Regions from separate parts of the Homo sapiens genome. Here region 1 is linked to region 2. The links are chromatin loops, found by intact Hi-C in ENCODE. Cell type or tissue: endothelial cell of umbilical vein. All regions are shown on one strand. Region 1 overlaps ARHGAP19 (Rho GTPase activating protein 19). Region 2 overlaps SLIT1 (slit guidance ligand 1).

Region 1 (8,000 bases), 160 kb before region 2:
GTCTCGTTCTCCTGACCTTGTGATCCCCCCACCTCGGCCTCCCAAAGTGTTGGGATTACAGGCGTGAGCCACCGCTCCCGGCCCACTCCCTTTTTCTTTATAGTCACGTATCACTTGATGATTGGGATATGTTCTAAGAAATGTGTTTTTAGGTGATTTCATTGTTGTGTGAACATCATAGAGTGTACTTACATAAACCTAGATGGCGTAGCTTAGTACACACCTAGGCTGTATGGTATAGCCTGTTGCTTCTGGGCTACAAACCTGTAGAGGATGTTACTGTACTGAGTACTGTAGGCAATTGTAACAATGGTAAGTATTTGTGTATCTAAACAAAGGAAAGGTACAGTAAAAATACAGTATAAAAGATAAAAAATAGTACACCTGTATAGGGCAGTTACCATGAATGGAGCTTGCAGGATTGGAAGTTACTCTAGGTGTGTCAGTAAGTGAGTGGTGAGTGAATGTGAAGACCTAGGACATTGCTGACACGACTGTAGACTTTATAATCACTGTACACTTAGGCTAGACTAAATTTATAAAATTTTTTTCTTCAATAATTAATTACCTTTAGCTTACTGTAACTTTTTTACTTTACAGACTTAAAACTTTTTTAACTTTCTGACTCTTGTAATAACACTTAGCTTAAAACACAAAAACACTATGCATCTGTACAAAATATTTTCTGAATATCTTTATGCTATAAGCTTTTTTCTATTTTAAAAACTTTTAATTTGTTTGTAAATTTTAATACTTTTTAATTAAAAATTAAGACACAGGCTGGGCGTGGTAGCTCACTCCTGTAATCCCAGCACTTTGGGAGGCCAAAGTGGGAGGACTGCTTTAAGCCAGGAGTTCGAGACCACCCTGGGCAGCATTGACCTTGTATCCACAAAATATTTAAAAAAATTAACTGGTCTCGTTAGTGTGTGCCTGTAGTCCTAGCTACACAGGAGGCCTCAGCCTCAGCCTCAGCAGGAAGAATCGCTTGAGCCCAGGAGTTTGGGGCTGCGGTGAGCTATGATCCGCACCACTGCACTCCAGCCTGGGCAACAGAGCGAGACCCCGTCTCTAAAAAATAAAAAAACTCCAAAACTGAAGACACAAATATACACATTAACCTAGGCCTACACAGGATCATTAATATCACTGTCTTCTGCCTCTACATCTTATTCCACTAGAAGGTCTTCAGAGGCAATATCACTCATGGAGCTGTCATCTCCTATGATAACAATGCCTTTTTCTAGAATACCTCCTGAAAGACTTGCCTGAGGCTGTTTTATAGTTAACTTTAAAAAAAAATAAGTAGGAGTGCACTCTAAAATAATGGTAAAAGGTATAAATGATGATAAAAGTATAGTATGGTAAATACATAAACCAGTAACATTATTGTTGTTTTGTTTTTTTGTTTTTTGTTTTTTTTTGGAGATAGAGTCTCGCTCTTTCGCCCAGGCTGGAGTGCAATGACGCAGACTTGGCTCACTGCAACCTCTGCCTCCCAGGTTCAAGCGATTCTCCTGCCTCAGCCTCCCGAGTAGCTGGGATTACAGGCGCCCACCACCACGCCCAGCTAATTTTTGTATTTTTAGTACAGATGAGGTTTCACCCTGTTGGCCAGGCTGGTCTTGAACTCCTGGTCTCAAGTGACCCACCTGTCTTGGCCTCCTAAAGTGTTGGGATTATAGGTGTGAGCTGCCACATCTAGCCCATTTATTATCATTATCAAGAATTATGTACTGTATATAATGGTATGTACTAGACTTTTATACAGCTTCCAGCACAGTAGGTTTGTTTATTCCAGCATCACTGCAGTCACTTGAGTAACACATTGCGCTGTGATGTTAGGACAGCAGTGATATCATGAGGTGATAGGAATTTTTCACCTCCATTATAATCTGATGGGACCTACTGTCATATACGTGGTCTGTCATTGACCAAAATGTCATTATGTGGTGCATGATTTTATCTGAACCTTATTTGTGGAAGAAACTATATTGTTTTCCGTAGACTGAGTTTTTTTTTTTTTTTTTTTGAGACAAGGTCTAGCTCTGTTGCCTAGACTGGAATGACGTGATTGATCTCAGCTCACTGCAACCTCTGCCTCCTGGGTTCAAGCCATCCTCCCACTTCAGCCTCCTGAGTAGCCGGGACTACAGGCATGTGCCACCATGCCTGGCTAATTTTTGTATTTTTTGTAGAGACAGGGTTTCGCCATGTTGCCCAGGCTGGTCATGAACTCTTGAGCTCAAGTGATCTGCTGGCTTTGGCCTCCCAAAGTGCTGAGATTACAGGCATGAGCCACCATGCTTGGCCTATATTCTGGATTTTAATGATTGCATTCCTGTAATGTTATTCAACATGTTTCACAGTCCTGTGTTCATGCTATAAACTGGTAGTTAGATCTATTTCTAGAGGCTTGATCTGATTCTAATTCAGTTTTTCAGGCTAAGAACACTTTATATGTGGTGTATTTTTTTTTTTTTTTTTTTTTTCTGAGTCTGTTGCCCAGGCTGGAGTGCAGTGGCACAATCATGGCTCACTGCAGCCTCGACCTCCCTGGGCTCAGGTGATCATGATCCTCCCACCACAGCCTCCCGAGTAGCTGAGACTACAGATGTACACCACCATGCCCGGCTAATTTTTTGTATTTTTAGTGGCATGTACTTTTTAATATGCATTTTAAAAAGGCTCTGGATACACCTTGCTAAATACCTTCCCAGAACATTTTGCCAGTTAACACTCCCTTGAGTTGGATATGAGAGAATTTACCTTATTGTACCCTTGCCACCATCAGGAAAGATGCATTTTTTACTTGTCCCAGTTTATTCAGGAGGGATACTTAACTAGCTAAGCTCTTCAGACGTGGCTAATTTTTCTGCCTGCCGAGACAATTAACTTTGAGAACCTCTTGGTACTTTTATGTAAAAGTAATTTTTTAACCTCCAGAACTTGAACTGGTAAAATTCCCAAATTTTTACAGTTCCGAAATTTTAAAAGTATAGTTAGAAAAGGCAGAAGAGGCTGGGTGTGGTGTCTCACGCCTGTAATCCTAGCACTTTGGTAGGCCGAGGTGGGCGGATCACTTGAGGTCAGGAGTTCGAGATCAGCCTGGCCAACACAGTGAAGCCCCATCTCTACTAAAAATAGAAAAAATTAGCTGGGTGTGGTGGCGCACGCCTGTAATCCCAGCTACTCGCCAGGCTGAGGCATGAGAATTGCTTGAACCTGGGAGGCGGAGGTTGCAGTGAGCCGAGATTGTGCCACTGCGCTCCAGCCTGGCAACAGAGTGAGACTCTGTCTCCAGCAACAACAGCAACATCATCAACAATCTGAAAAGGCAGAAGAGTAGAAGAGTTAAATGCTATATTATTATTACTTTTTAAGTGGGAAATGAATGGCTAATCAAAGCATTGAATAAGATTATTCAATGCATTGGGTCTTCTCGTTTTCCACTTTAGATACCTCCAGAGAGCTGATGTTGATAGCATTGACAAGTCTGCATTCTGATGTATTTCCTCTGATGGTATTGTTGTCAGGCAGTCATGATAGATGTCCATTTAAAGAGTTTTAGTAACTTAAAAAAATTCTGTATGCAATTTATGTTAAATTAGGGACTGTTTTAGATTGTGCCAGTAACTGTGTGGTTCCAAGATGCTTTGTTGCAAAAAAGTCTTGGTTAGCAGCTGGGGATCGTGGATAAATTTCATAAGCTCTCCAAGTCTCAGTTTTTTTGTCTGTAGAATGGGGACAGTAATTCCACATTCAAGGAATGTGGCGTGCAGAGCCCCTCAGAGCACTTGAATCCACTTCTTTTGGCATCATCATTTCTGACTTTGTGATTGGCTTTTTGACCTCCTAATCCATCTATGCGCAGACTCAGTTTTTCCTGGACTTTTATTTACACTTAGCTATTAGTTGTCACAGAATGCCGTGTCTTGATGGGAAAGTATTTATAAAATGTTCTCCATGTTTTCTTTTAGTTTAATAAGCAATCATTGACCCAGACACCAGGGCGAGAACCTTCTACTTCCCAGGTACAAAAGAGGGCTCGTTCGCGCTCCTTCAGTGGGCTTATTAAGGTAGGTATGCTGGGCTGTCGTTTTCAGCATTGATTTTTAGGAAATGTAACAATGTGATTTTTCTTATGCATAAAAAGTTTTCTTCTGTTTTTTGGGGACCCTATAAAGGGCTAGTTTATAAGGGGGTAAAGACAAAATGTTGAAAAGCTTTTATATTGCAAAGTGCTTTGCTGTGTTGCACATCAGAGAAGGGGCTCTGTGACGTGAGGAGTAGAAGTAAGGGTCCTTCCTTTTCTTCTGGGGCTAAGGGGCTAAGGACAGAGTCTGCATTCCTGAGCAGTGTAAGAGGCCCTTTTGTTTTCTGATCAGCTTCGAGTTACACACTTCTTTATGCAATTTGGTAAACCTGTGGAGAAGTGAGGAAGTTGAGACAGACTAGGGAAACTGTTAGAAAACTGGATTTTCCAATAGGCTAGTGAGTTTTGATACCCCAAATTTTTGTGAGCTTAATATTTTTAACAGTTGTTGTACTTTCTTCCATGTATCAAATTCAGTAAAAATCTTGTTTTTAAAACAAATACAAAATATGCTTCTATGTTATTGCTGCTATCACCATGTTTGCAGATTAAATTTATAAGTCTTCAAACTATCGGAACATGTAGTGAAGGAATATTGCCATCAGGTGGCAGTAGATAACTTGATCATGGGGTTCAAATTTCCATGCATGAACTAAGGCAAGGTTTTGGTTAACTTGGAGAGAGATGAGTGCTATATACACTGCTTTTCTTTTCTATTTTTCTTTTTTGGAAGAGATTGCTGCCCCAAAAGCACTGAGTATCTTTTTTTTTTTTTTTTTTTTTTAATTTTTATTTCTGGGTACATGTGCAGGATGTGCAGGTTTGTTATATAGGTAAATGTGTGCCATGGTGGTTTGCTGCACCTGTAAACCCATCACCTAGGTATGAAGCCCAGCATGCGTTAGCTATTTTTATTTTTTTAATTTTTTTTTGAGACAGAGTCTCGCTGTTGTCGCCCAGGCTGGAGTGCAATAACATGGTCTCGGCTCACTGCAACCTCCCCCTCTTGGGTTCAAGCGATTCTCCTGCCTCAGCTTCCCAAGTAGGTAGGATTACAAGTGCCTGCCACCATGCCCAGCTAATTTTTGCCTTTTTAGTAGAGAGGGGGTTTCACCATGTCGGCCAGGCTGGTCTGGAACTCCTGACCTCAGGTGATTCACCCGCCTCAGCCTCCCAAATTGCTGGGATTACAGGCATAAGCCATTGCGTCTGGCCAGCTACTTTTCTTAATACTCTCCTTCCCCCCACTCCACCCCCCAACAGGCCCCAGTGTGTGTTGTTCCCCTCCCTGTGTCCATGTGTTCTCATTGTTTAGCTCCCACTTTTTTTTTTTAGATGGAGTCTCTCTCTGTCACCCAGGCTGGAGTGCAGTGGCTTGATCTCAGCTCACTGCAGCCTCCGCCTCCTGGTTTCAAGCCATTTTCCTGCCTCAGCCTCCCAAGTAGCTGGGACTACAGGCGTGCGCCACCATGCCTGGCTCATTTTTGTAGTTTTAGTAGAGACGAGGTTTCACCATGTTGGCCAGGCTGGTCTCGAACTCGTGACCTCAAGTGATCCACCCGCCTTGGCCTTCCAAAGTACTGGGATTATAGGCATGAGCCACTGCACCCGGCCAGCTCCTACTCACAAGTGAGAACATGTGGTGTTTGGTTTTCTGTTCTTGTGTTAGTTTGCTGAGGATGGCTTCCTTTTGTTTTTATTTTTGGTGTTTTGCCCTGCTTTTCTTTTAAAAATTACTTTGTTATTAAGATATATAATTCCAGCAACACAGGGAGCTCTTTGCTTAAAATTTAAAATTTTTGCCCTAAAAATAAATAACTTGTAATATTTATTTATTTATTTATTTTTGAGACAGGGTCTTGCTCTGCTGCTCAGGCTGAAGTACAAGTGGCACCATCATGGCTTATTGCAGCCTTGATCTCCTGGGCGCTCAGCGATCCTCCTACTTCAGCCTCCCAAGTAGCTGGGACCACAAGTGCATGCCATCATACCTGGCTGATTTTTAAATGTTTGTAGAGATGGGGTCTTGCTGTGTTGCTGGTCTTTTTTTTTTGAGACAGTCTCGCTCTATGCCTCAGGCTGGAGTGCAGTGGCGTGATCTCAGCTCACTGCAACCTCCATCTCCAGGGTTCAAGTGATTCTTCCACCTCAGCCTCCCTAGTAGCTGGGATTACAGGCGCCCACCACCATGCCCGGCTAATTTTTTGTATTTTTAGTAGAGATGGGGTTTCACCATGTTGGCCAGCCTGGTCTTGAACTCCTGGCCTCAAGTAATCTGCCCGCTTCGGCCTCCCAAAGTGCTGAGATTATAGGCGTGAGCCACCATGCCCAGCCTGTGTTGCTGGTCTTGAATTTCTGGGCTCAAGTGATCCTCCTGCTTTGGCCCCCTGAAGTGCTGGGATTACAGATGTGAGCCACTGTGTCTGTAATTTTTTTTTTTTGAGGTACAGCTGTTAGCATTTACAAATTCATCTTACTGTAATTTTGGTCCTAGTTATAATTTATAGATATCTAGAATTCACTCTCAATCCTGACCTCCTGGGGCCAGTAGCTTCTAGGACATTAGGCTTACTTGACATCAAAATTTCCTTTGCCATCTACAGAGTGAAAAGGCAACCCTGGATTGGGAGAAAATATTTGCAAATCATATTTATGATTAGGGATTAATATCCATAATAATCTAAAGAACTCCTATAACTCAACACAGCAAAAACAACCTCATTAAAGAGTGGGCAGAGGCCGCGCACAGTGGCTCACGCCTGTAATCCCAGTACTTTGGGAGGCTGAGGTGGGCGGATCACGAGGTCAGGAGATTAAGACCATTCTGGCTAACACGGTGAAACTCCATCTCTATTAAAAATACAAAAAATTAGCCGGGCATGTTGGCATGTGCCTGTAGTCCCAGCTACTCAGGAGGCTGAGGCAGGAGAATCGTTTGAACCCAGGAGGCAGAGGTTGCAGTGAGCCGAGATTGAGCCACTGTACTCCAGCCTGGGTGACAGAGCGAGACTCTGTCTCAAAAAAAAAAAAAAAAAAAAAAAAAAATAGTGAGCAAAGGACTTAAATAGAAATTTCTCCAGAGAAGATGTACAGATGGCCAAGAAACACATGAAAAGATGTTCAACATCACTAATCATTAGGGAAATGTAAATCAAAACCACAATTAGATACCACTTCACACCCACTAGGATGACTATTATTAAAAAAAAAAAAAAAAAAACAACGGAAAATAACAAATGTTGATGAGGATGTGGAGAATTTGGAACCCCTATGCATTATTGATAGGGATGTAAAATGGAGGAGCCACTGTGGAAAACAGTATGGCAGTTCCTAAAAAATTTAAATAGAATGACCTTGTGATCCAGCAATGCTACTCCCGGTATATAACCAAAAGAATTGAAAGCAGGGTCTTGAGGCAATATTTGTACACCCGTATTCATAGCAGCATTATTCACAAAAGCCAAAAGGCAGAAGCAACCCAACTGTCTATTGACTGATGAATGGATGACAAACCTTGGATATACAGATAATGGAACATTATTTGTCCTTAAAAAGGAAAGAAATTCTGACATATCCTACAACATGCGTGAATCTTGAAGATATTATGCTAAGAGAAATAATCCAGTCATAAAAGGAAAAATACTGTATGATTCCACTGAGGTACCTGTGAGTCAAGTTCAGAGACAGAAAGTAGAGAAGGTGGTTGGTTGTCAGGGGAGCTAAGAGTATGAGGAGAATGGGGAGATATTATTTAATGGGTACAGTATTTCTGTTTGGGAGGATGAGAAAGTTCTGAAGATAGATGATGGTGATGGTTGCACAACACTATTAATATACTTAATACCATTGAACTGTATACTTAAAAATGGTTAAAATAGTAAATTTTATGTTATGTTCATTTTAT
Region 2 (8,000 bases):
ACCCAAGTTGGAGTGCAGTGTCATGATCATAGCTCACTGTAACCTTGAACTCTTAGGCTCAAACAATCCTCCTGCCTTAGCCTCCGAGTAGCTAGGACTACAGGCAGACATCACCATGTCTCGCTGATTTTGTTAGCTGTTTGGAGAGATGGGCTCTCACTCACTATGTTGCCCATGATGATCTCAAACTGGCCTCAAGCCATCCTCCCACCTCAGCCTGCCAAAGTGCTGAAATTATAGGTGTGAGCCACGGCCCCCGGTTCCGTCCTGTATTTTCACAAGACAGAGAAGTAGAGGACCAGATTAAAGGAAACTGGGCTTGTGGCAGGCGGGACCCACTCCCCCTTCACTGCACCAGTGTGGTCTCTTTGACACCACTGCTGGGTCTGCTTTGCACCCTGGCCCTGGCCCCTACCTGAGCTTGAACTTCTGGAGAAGATGAAACAAACAGATTCACACTGAGAATTAGCTGACTGATAAGCTTTCTACTTGCATCTTCTGGGAGCACCTGAGGTTTGTGAGTGGACAAAGCCCTGGCCTCTGGGTTGAGGCCCAAGGCAGCACAATGCAGGTTCTTATCATCGAATGCTCTCCAGAACCCACCTTGAAGGTGAATTAGACCTAGTCCCTGACCTGGAGACAGGCGTGCACACATGCAGTATGCACACAGGGTAGATCTGGGGCACTTGAGTGTTGTTTCATGGGCTGGAGAGAGCAGGCAGGGAGGGGTACTTGCAGAATTAATTCCCCTTCTACGTGGGAGGCATAGGATCTAAAGGGAGGTGTGAAGAACCGGCAGAGACAAAGGCGGGATGGTCCAGCGAGATCCCAGGAGCATCTCTGAGCAGCATGTGCATCCCAGCGTCCCACCCATGGGTATTGATAGCCTCCCTCCTGCCAAGCCATCCTGCAGCAGGGCCCTGGAGCACAGACAGTCCTTAGGAGTCTGTCTCCCATTCCCTGGCCTGAGCAGGGAGCCAGGGCTGGGACTCCTGACCTCCTGGCAATGCTGGAGATGCCAAGTCTTCCTCTGCTGTGAGTGCTGGAGCTGATTCACCAGGGAGCCCCACACCTGCTCCTCACCCGTGCCCTCAGGCATCTTCCATGCAAATTGGCAGAAATGCAGGAAGGGCCTGTGGGACAAATGTAGTGGCTGGTCCCTGCCCCCCACCAGCCCTGTGGGTGCCTTTTCTGTTCCTCAGGAAGGCGGGCCTTGGTGAGCTGCAGCTGAGGGGTTGGTAGCTGCTCTTCCCTCTCTCCACTCACTAGGGGTGTCTGTGTCTAAGTCTCCCCACCTCAGCCCCCAAAGAATAGGAGTTGGCACCTCCAACCCTTGCTTTGAAATGCTAACCAGTACAGAGGTTATAATCTGGTTTGCTTTGGCTCCAGCTGGGGACATTAAAACATTTTACACCTTTCCTCTGCTGGAGGCAGCACTTCTCAGACTTCAGTGTGCACCTGAGACACTGAGGGATCCTGACTCAGGAGGTGGGACCCAGAAAATCTGCTTTTCTATCAAACTTCCCGGGGATGACGATGCTGCCAATCCACCAGGTGCCAGGGACTCACTTGCTGAGTTATCTGCAGTGGAATCCCGGGCAGCCACTTATTGATAACAGTCGTGTGAGGCTGCCCCGTGCTGGCACCAGCTACCAGTGGGCACGCTGAGTGTGTGACACACACAGCATGTAATCCCATCCTCCCAGCATCCCTGGGAGGTCAGTATTGTTGCAGATGTTGGGAACTAACTGTGGTCCTGCCAGAGGTCATGGAGTGGGTTGGCGGCCTTGAGCCTCAGCCTCCTGACTCCCAGGCCCTGACCCTCCCTCCTCCTCCCTACAGAGCCCAAAAGGCAATTATTAAAGTGTGGGCAATGGCAGCCAACTCTGCCAGTCCTGGCTGAGGCCCCACACTCAGCTGTGGTTAAGCCATATGATAATTATTCCCATTTTACCATGAGAAGACTGAGGCTTGGGGGTTAGAAGATGTGCATGAGGCCAGAGCCTGAGTCCTTAATCCAACCATCTTCTGACAAGGATCTAAGCCCCCAGATGAGGTGCCCTGGTACCCTTGGGGTGCCCTGGTTCAAGGTAACCACTCGGGCTGCAGGGGGCCGAGGGGACAGGCCAGGCTGCCCAGAGCTTCCATGTGGCATGAAAGGCAGACAAAGTAAGGCCTGTGCCCTGCAGTGGCGCCCGAGTGGGCAGCAAGAACCCAGAGCCCAGTCCAGCCTTGGCAGGTGCCCAGCAGCCCTCTGTGTACTCCCACCCCTGCCCCCACTGCTAATCCCCTTAGAGGCTGGTCTGCCAGCAGGGACCAATCAGGTTAGAGCGTGAAGGCAGATTAGCAGCCAGAACATGGGGTCTTGACCTCAGCTTCCCCAACCCCTGCCTCCTCCAGCCCTGGGAGAGGATGGGGGGATTGGCAGAGTGTGCAGAAGGAGGGGCAGCCAGAGCAGGGTGCCTGGGGATGGTGCCAAGTCAGGGTGTGGGCCTGGCGGCCCCCTTGTCTTCAGGGGCGGGCGGCCGACTGGGGTTGCCCGATGCTTCCAGGCCAAGTGGGGGCTGCTCTTGGTGGAGCTTGCCTCCTGGGGTGCTTGATCTTGGCAATGGGGTTCATGCTTTGTCTGCAGGGCCCTTGCCTTGAGCTGGTGTGAACTTGGAACCACTTGAGGGTGTTGGTTGTTAATATCCTGAAGGATGTGTGAAGGGAAGAGGTGCGATTGTTACATCATCCACAATAACAAGTGCTTGCTCGTGCCTGCCTTCCCCTTCTGAGCCTGCATCTCACTGGGTCTGCAGCCTGGTTAGGCAGAGCAGGTACAAGTGGCCGCAGCATAGGTGGGGAGCTGTGGTCTCTCGCCATGCACAGCCAGCCTGTCTGGCCCTGAGCTCCTGCCTCTCCCTTGGCCAGTCCTAACTACTTGTTTTGGCCGGGAAAACGGAGAGGGATTAGAGCAGAGGACTCATGTAAGGATCCATTTTAGTTCATTCAGCTAAAAATTACTAAGTCTCTGCAATGTGCCAGGATATAAGGGAAAGTGAAGGAGAGTGTCTGCTGGGAGGTTATGGTCTGGAGAGGGAGATGGACGTTCACCAGAGTCAGTACTTCATCACATTCGGTGCACCTGTATTTTATTACAAGCCTGGGTTGTGCCGAAAAGTAAAAGTGGGGGTGCTAGGAGCCTGTTGCAGATAGAGCAGCTGACTCAGGCTCAGGGGAGGTGTTTGTAGACTGAGGTGTGAAGGATAAATAGCGTTTCCTGGGTGAAGGTGAGGGAAGAGTATCCCAGGCAGAAGCCACAGCAAGTACACAGGTCCTGTGGATGTCAGGAGGGGTCTGGGAAACTGGAGGAATGTCAGCAGAGGTGAGGGAGTAGGCAGCGGCACCTCTCCCATCAGATCCTGCAACATAAGTGCCGCTTTCCATCCCCATGTTGCAGATGAGAAAACTGGGGCCAGAGAGGTTACATGACTTGCCCGAGACCACACGATTTAAGTGAGTGGAGCCAAGTCTCCCCTGTGACACCCAGCTGTGGGCTTTGTCCTCAGCACCCTGGCCTCTCCGTGAGTGCTCCCTGGACCAGCATCCCCGCATCCCCCAGGTGCTTGTCAGAAGTCTGGGACCTTGTCCCGCCCTTCAGCTTCTGCCCCAGCCCTGTATCTCCCCAGCGCTGTCCTGGGTCTGACTCTGGGGATCTGTCATGGTGCCCTCGTCACTGTCCTGCCCCTGCCCTCCTTCTGAACCCCTGTCTGGCTCCGCTTCCCCGGGCTGGGACAGGCCCTGGCTGCCCTGGGCTTGGCTGTTTGTCCTTCCAGTCGCAGATCCCGCCCGCTTCCAGGACGGCAGTTCTCAGGGTGTCTCATTCTGCCCAGACACATCCTGGCCATCTCCTCACTTCAGGGCGTTTGACAAGGCCGCGTGGGAGGAGGACGGGCAGCAATGACTGGGTCTGAGGAAGATGAAGGTGGCCCAGAGCTCCCGGAAAACTGATGGGGAAAGGCTTAGGTGGTGCTTTTGGGGGGTTTCCACACAGACCAGGGGCAGAAGACATGATAAACTTTATTTCAAAGGGATTTGGGAAAGATGAGACAAGTATTGGCAAGGTAGGAAGTCAGTTGGAGCAAAAAGAAAAAAAAAGAGAATAGCTTTGTTCTGCTAGTTTGCGATGTGGTTGAGGCATCCAGGTCCAGGGAAGGCTTCTGGCGCCCCCTCGTGGGAAAGCTTGAAACAACAGAGCCTTAGGGTTGCTTAGGCTGTGCTTCGGGCAGGGACAACAGCCCGCATTTCTTGAATGCTGCTAAATGGAGGTTGTGATTCAGAAGCTTAAGTACATCAATTCACAATCTTCTCCAAAGTCCCACGTGGTAGTTATTTTACAAATAGGACACCTGAAGCTCTCAGGTGCAGAACTTCTCGAGGTCCATGGTTGGTCAATAGCAGAAGCAGGAGTTGAACCTGGTCCTTCTCTCTACAGGTGCAGGCTCCTTCTACCACCCGCTTTGCTGCCATCAGGCTGCATTTTCCTGAGGCTTCCAAGGTTCACCTGTTTTCCTCTGGCCTCTCCTGGGGCCCCAAATTCACTTTCCTGTCTTCATTTAAACGATGAGGGCTGGTTCCGGCTGTGGGCTGACTGGCCAGGGTGGGACAGTTCCACACCCAGCTTTGGGCCATCTCTTATCTCTTGATGGCCGTTGGCATCACCTGCTGCCTGCCTGCCTGGGGGCTGTGTCTTTCCTCTTTAAGCTTTGGTGCCCCAGAACAAAGCCTGAAAGATGGTCAGAGCTGGGCACAGTGCCCGTGCCTTTAGTCCCAGCTACTTGGGAGGCTGAGGAGGGAGGATCACTTGAACCCAGGAGTTTGAGACCAGCCTGGACAACATAGTGAGACCCTGTCTCTACAAAAATATTTTTTAAAAAATTAGCCAGGCATGGTAGCATGCGCCTGTAGTCCCAGCTACTCAGGAAGCTGAGAGAGGAAAATCACCTGAGCCCAGGATTTCAACAGTGCAGTGAGCTGTGATTGAGTGACTGCACTCCAGCCTGAGTGACAGAGTGAGATGCTGTCTCTAAATAAATAAACAAAATAATTAAAAAGATGGTCATATCACAGCCCTCTCTGTTCTATCCCATCACTCTCCCCGGCCTGTGTGAGGCTTCTCCCAGCTGACACTTGCTTCCCAGAGCCTCTGCTCCTCCCCAGTCATACCAGGCTCTCTCATGCCCCAGCGTCTTTGCATAGACTGGGCCTACCTGGAGTCTGCCTCTGCCTTCTTCCTCTTCCCTACTTAGTTCCTGGTGTGAGTCCTTATAGAAATGCATTTGCTGAATTGTACTTTGATGCTATTATAAGAAACAGACACTCAAACCCCATTAATTATAAGGATCTAGTGTTATTGATTAGGCTACACTGTCATTTTTAATAAACACCCCTGGGAAAATTCTTGCCTCATCTGAGTGCCACACCAGCTGTACTCCTGAGAAGCTGATCCTTTTAGACTTATACGTGTCCCGTGGGCGCTGTGAGCTGACTGGCTCTCCTTTCACGCTGGCTTTCAGTGAGAAAGCTCAGAGCCCCGCTCAGCCCAGCCTGGCATGTGGTCACATGGTGCATGCATTCTTAGTACCCGCCATTGATTCCTCCTCTTCTCTGTGCCTCATTTTTCACTCTTGCTCTCTTGCTGTTTTGAAAATCCCTATAAGCCACCTTAAAGGCTTTCTAGAACAAGGTTGGGTCTAAATCGATAAGCAAATCAATACGAATAAAAAAACCTTCCTTGCAGGGTTGTGGTGAGGATTAAATGGAATAATGAATGGATGTGAGTGCCGGCCCAGCGTTCCTTCCCAGGCTTGGCCAAAGGGTGAGTGGTCGGCTGGGCTGAGATGAGGGTCCCACTGGAGGTCCCGCCTTCCTGACTCTGTGGACGTCCTCAGGCCACCACTCCTTCCTGCCTCCATCTGGCTCTTAATGCACATGCTCTCATCTCCCTGAGTCCCTGTGGGTCAGCAAAGGTGGCAGGCTGTGTCTGTCTTCTCCCCAGACCCCGTCTTTCAGTAGGTGTATGGCCAGCAACTTTCCTCACCTCCTTTCTGGGACCCCAAATCCTCTAAAGAAGCAACCACCTCACTTGATGTGTGTCTTAGTCTGTTCCAGCTGCTATAACAAAATATTGTATTGGGAGGCTGAGGTGGGTGAATCACTTGAGGCCAGGAGTTTGAGACCAGCCTGAGCAACAAAATGAGACCCTGTCTCCACCCGTAGAGCATCTGTAGTCCCAGCGCATCTGTAGTCCCAGCTACTCAGAAGGCTGAGGTGGGGAGGATCGCTTGAGCCCAGGAGTTCAAGGTGACAGTGTGCTATGATTGTGCCACTGCAGTCTGGCCTGGGTGACAGCAAGACCTTGTCTCTAAAAAAACAAAAACAAAATGCCGTAGACCAAGTGGCTTATAAACAGCAGAAATTTATTTCTCACAGTTCTAGAGGTGGGAAGTCCAAGATCAAGGTATTGGCAGATTTGGCGTGTGGTGAAGGCTGCTTCCGGCTTCATAGACAGTGCCTTCTAGCTGTGTCCTCACACGGAGGAAGGGGCAAGGCAGCTCTCTGCGGTCTCTTTCATAAGGGCACTAATCCTATTATAAGGATGGAGCTCACATGACCTATCACCTCCCAAAGTCCTCACCTCCTAATACCATCACATTGGAGATTAGGTTTCAACCTATGCCTTTTTTGAGAGGAAACGATAATTCAGACCATAGCAATGTGTCTTGCAGGCATGTGGTTGGGTCTGCACTGGTGAAGAGCTTAGAAATCTTCTGCTCCAGCCTATGAATTGGACAAATGAGGAAACTGAGGCCCCCAAAAAGAAGTGATGTAGCCAAGTCTCTAACATGATTTCAGCCCATTAACCTGGAGCCTAAGCATGCCCCTCCCTTCCTTAGGGTCATGCCTCAAAGCAACGCTGGATGAGTCATCAATTGTGCGTAACCAATGACTTCAAAACACTGCGGCTTTCAAGAACAAACAATAAACATCTCACAGTCTCTGTAGGTGGCTGGGTGGTTCTGGCTTGGGGTTTTTCATGAGATTGCATCACAATGTTGGGGGGTTGTGTCATCTGAAGGCTTGGCTGGGGCTGGAGAATGCACTTCCTTGATGGCTGGCTCACAGGCTGGCAAGCCTGTGCCTGCTGTTGGCGAGAGGCCTCGGTTCCTCTCCATGTGGGCCTCCCCAGAGAGCTGCTTGAGTGTCCTTATGACCTGGGTTGGGTTCTCCCAGAGAGGGCAAACCCAGAAGGAACAAGGAGGGAGCTACAGTGTCTTTTATGATCTAGTCTCGGAGGTTATCCATTACCGTTTCCATCATATGTGGTTCTTCAGAAGTAAGTTACTGAGTCCTGCCCACATTCAGGAGGAAGAGAATGAGCCTCTGTCTTTTGAAGGGAGGAATGTCAAAGAATTTGTGGATGTCTTTTAACTACCACAACCTCCCACGTACACACACCAGTCATACGAAACCACATGAGATTCCCCCAGCCTGCCTTGTTCCTTCCTGTCTCTGGGTTTCTGCACATGCTGTTACCGCTGCTTAGAACACCCTTTCCTCATTTTCCATTTCTGTCTGGGACACATCAACTCTTTAAGATCCGGTCAGAGATCACCTCTCCTCCCTCCAGCGGACTTGTTCACTCACTTCTCTGCACTCTCCCATCTCTTTGGCAGTACTGCTCCTCCAGCCATTGTTGAAAGCTGGCATGTACACCCCATGAAAGCAAGTCTTTGGGGGTCCCCAGCAGACCATCAGCTTTCAGTACACATTTCTGGGGTGAAGGATTGAAGGTCCACTCACTGGTTTCCCATCTGTGCCCTCTTCTGGGCATGAGTGCTCTAGGGTGGACCATGCACCTGTGGTTAGCTCTGCATCCACAAGCCCAGCCCGGTCACTGGTGCCTGTGGGCACTCCATCAAGGTGAGTTTGGTTTCATGTTGGGCTCCCATGTCAGC

Evidence for each region. Hi-C counts contacts between places; a loop is a spot of excess contacts. Peaks named below come from ENCODE experiments on the same cell type or tissue, not always from the same donor. Only the 100,000 strongest peaks of a DNase experiment are listed, where the experiment ranks them.
Region 1: it touches region 2 in a loop (11-fold over the local background); 21 of 110 quality-filtered maps call a loop at or near these places.

Annotation. Positions count from the first base shown.
Region 1 is chr10:97,231,296-97,239,295 of GRCh38, reverse strand. ARHGAP19 (Rho GTPase activating protein 19) reads left to right here. Exons shown (of 12, transcript NM_032900.6): 9 at 3,981-4,079. ARHGAP19-SLIT1 (ARHGAP19-SLIT1 readthrough (NMD candidate)) reads left to right here. Exons shown (of 15, transcript NR_037909.1): 9 at 3,981-4,079. Among named protein-coding and RNA genes, the nearest start is that of SLIT1, 49 kb to the right of the region's middle. In endothelial cell of umbilical vein, a CTCF peak has its summit at 4,696; a DNase peak (open chromatin) is centred at 4,695.
Region 2 is chr10:97,069,246-97,077,245 of GRCh38, reverse strand. All of the region lies in intron 4 of SLIT1 (slit guidance ligand 1), which reads left to right. Among named protein-coding and RNA genes, the nearest start is that of SLIT1-AS1, 30 kb to the left of the region's middle. RefSeq lists a silencer at 4,120-4,414 and an enhancer at 6,252-7,451. In endothelial cell of umbilical vein, a CTCF peak has its summit at 4,210 (motif pointing left); a DNase peak (open chromatin) is centred at 4,215; H3K27me3 peaks cover 203 bases.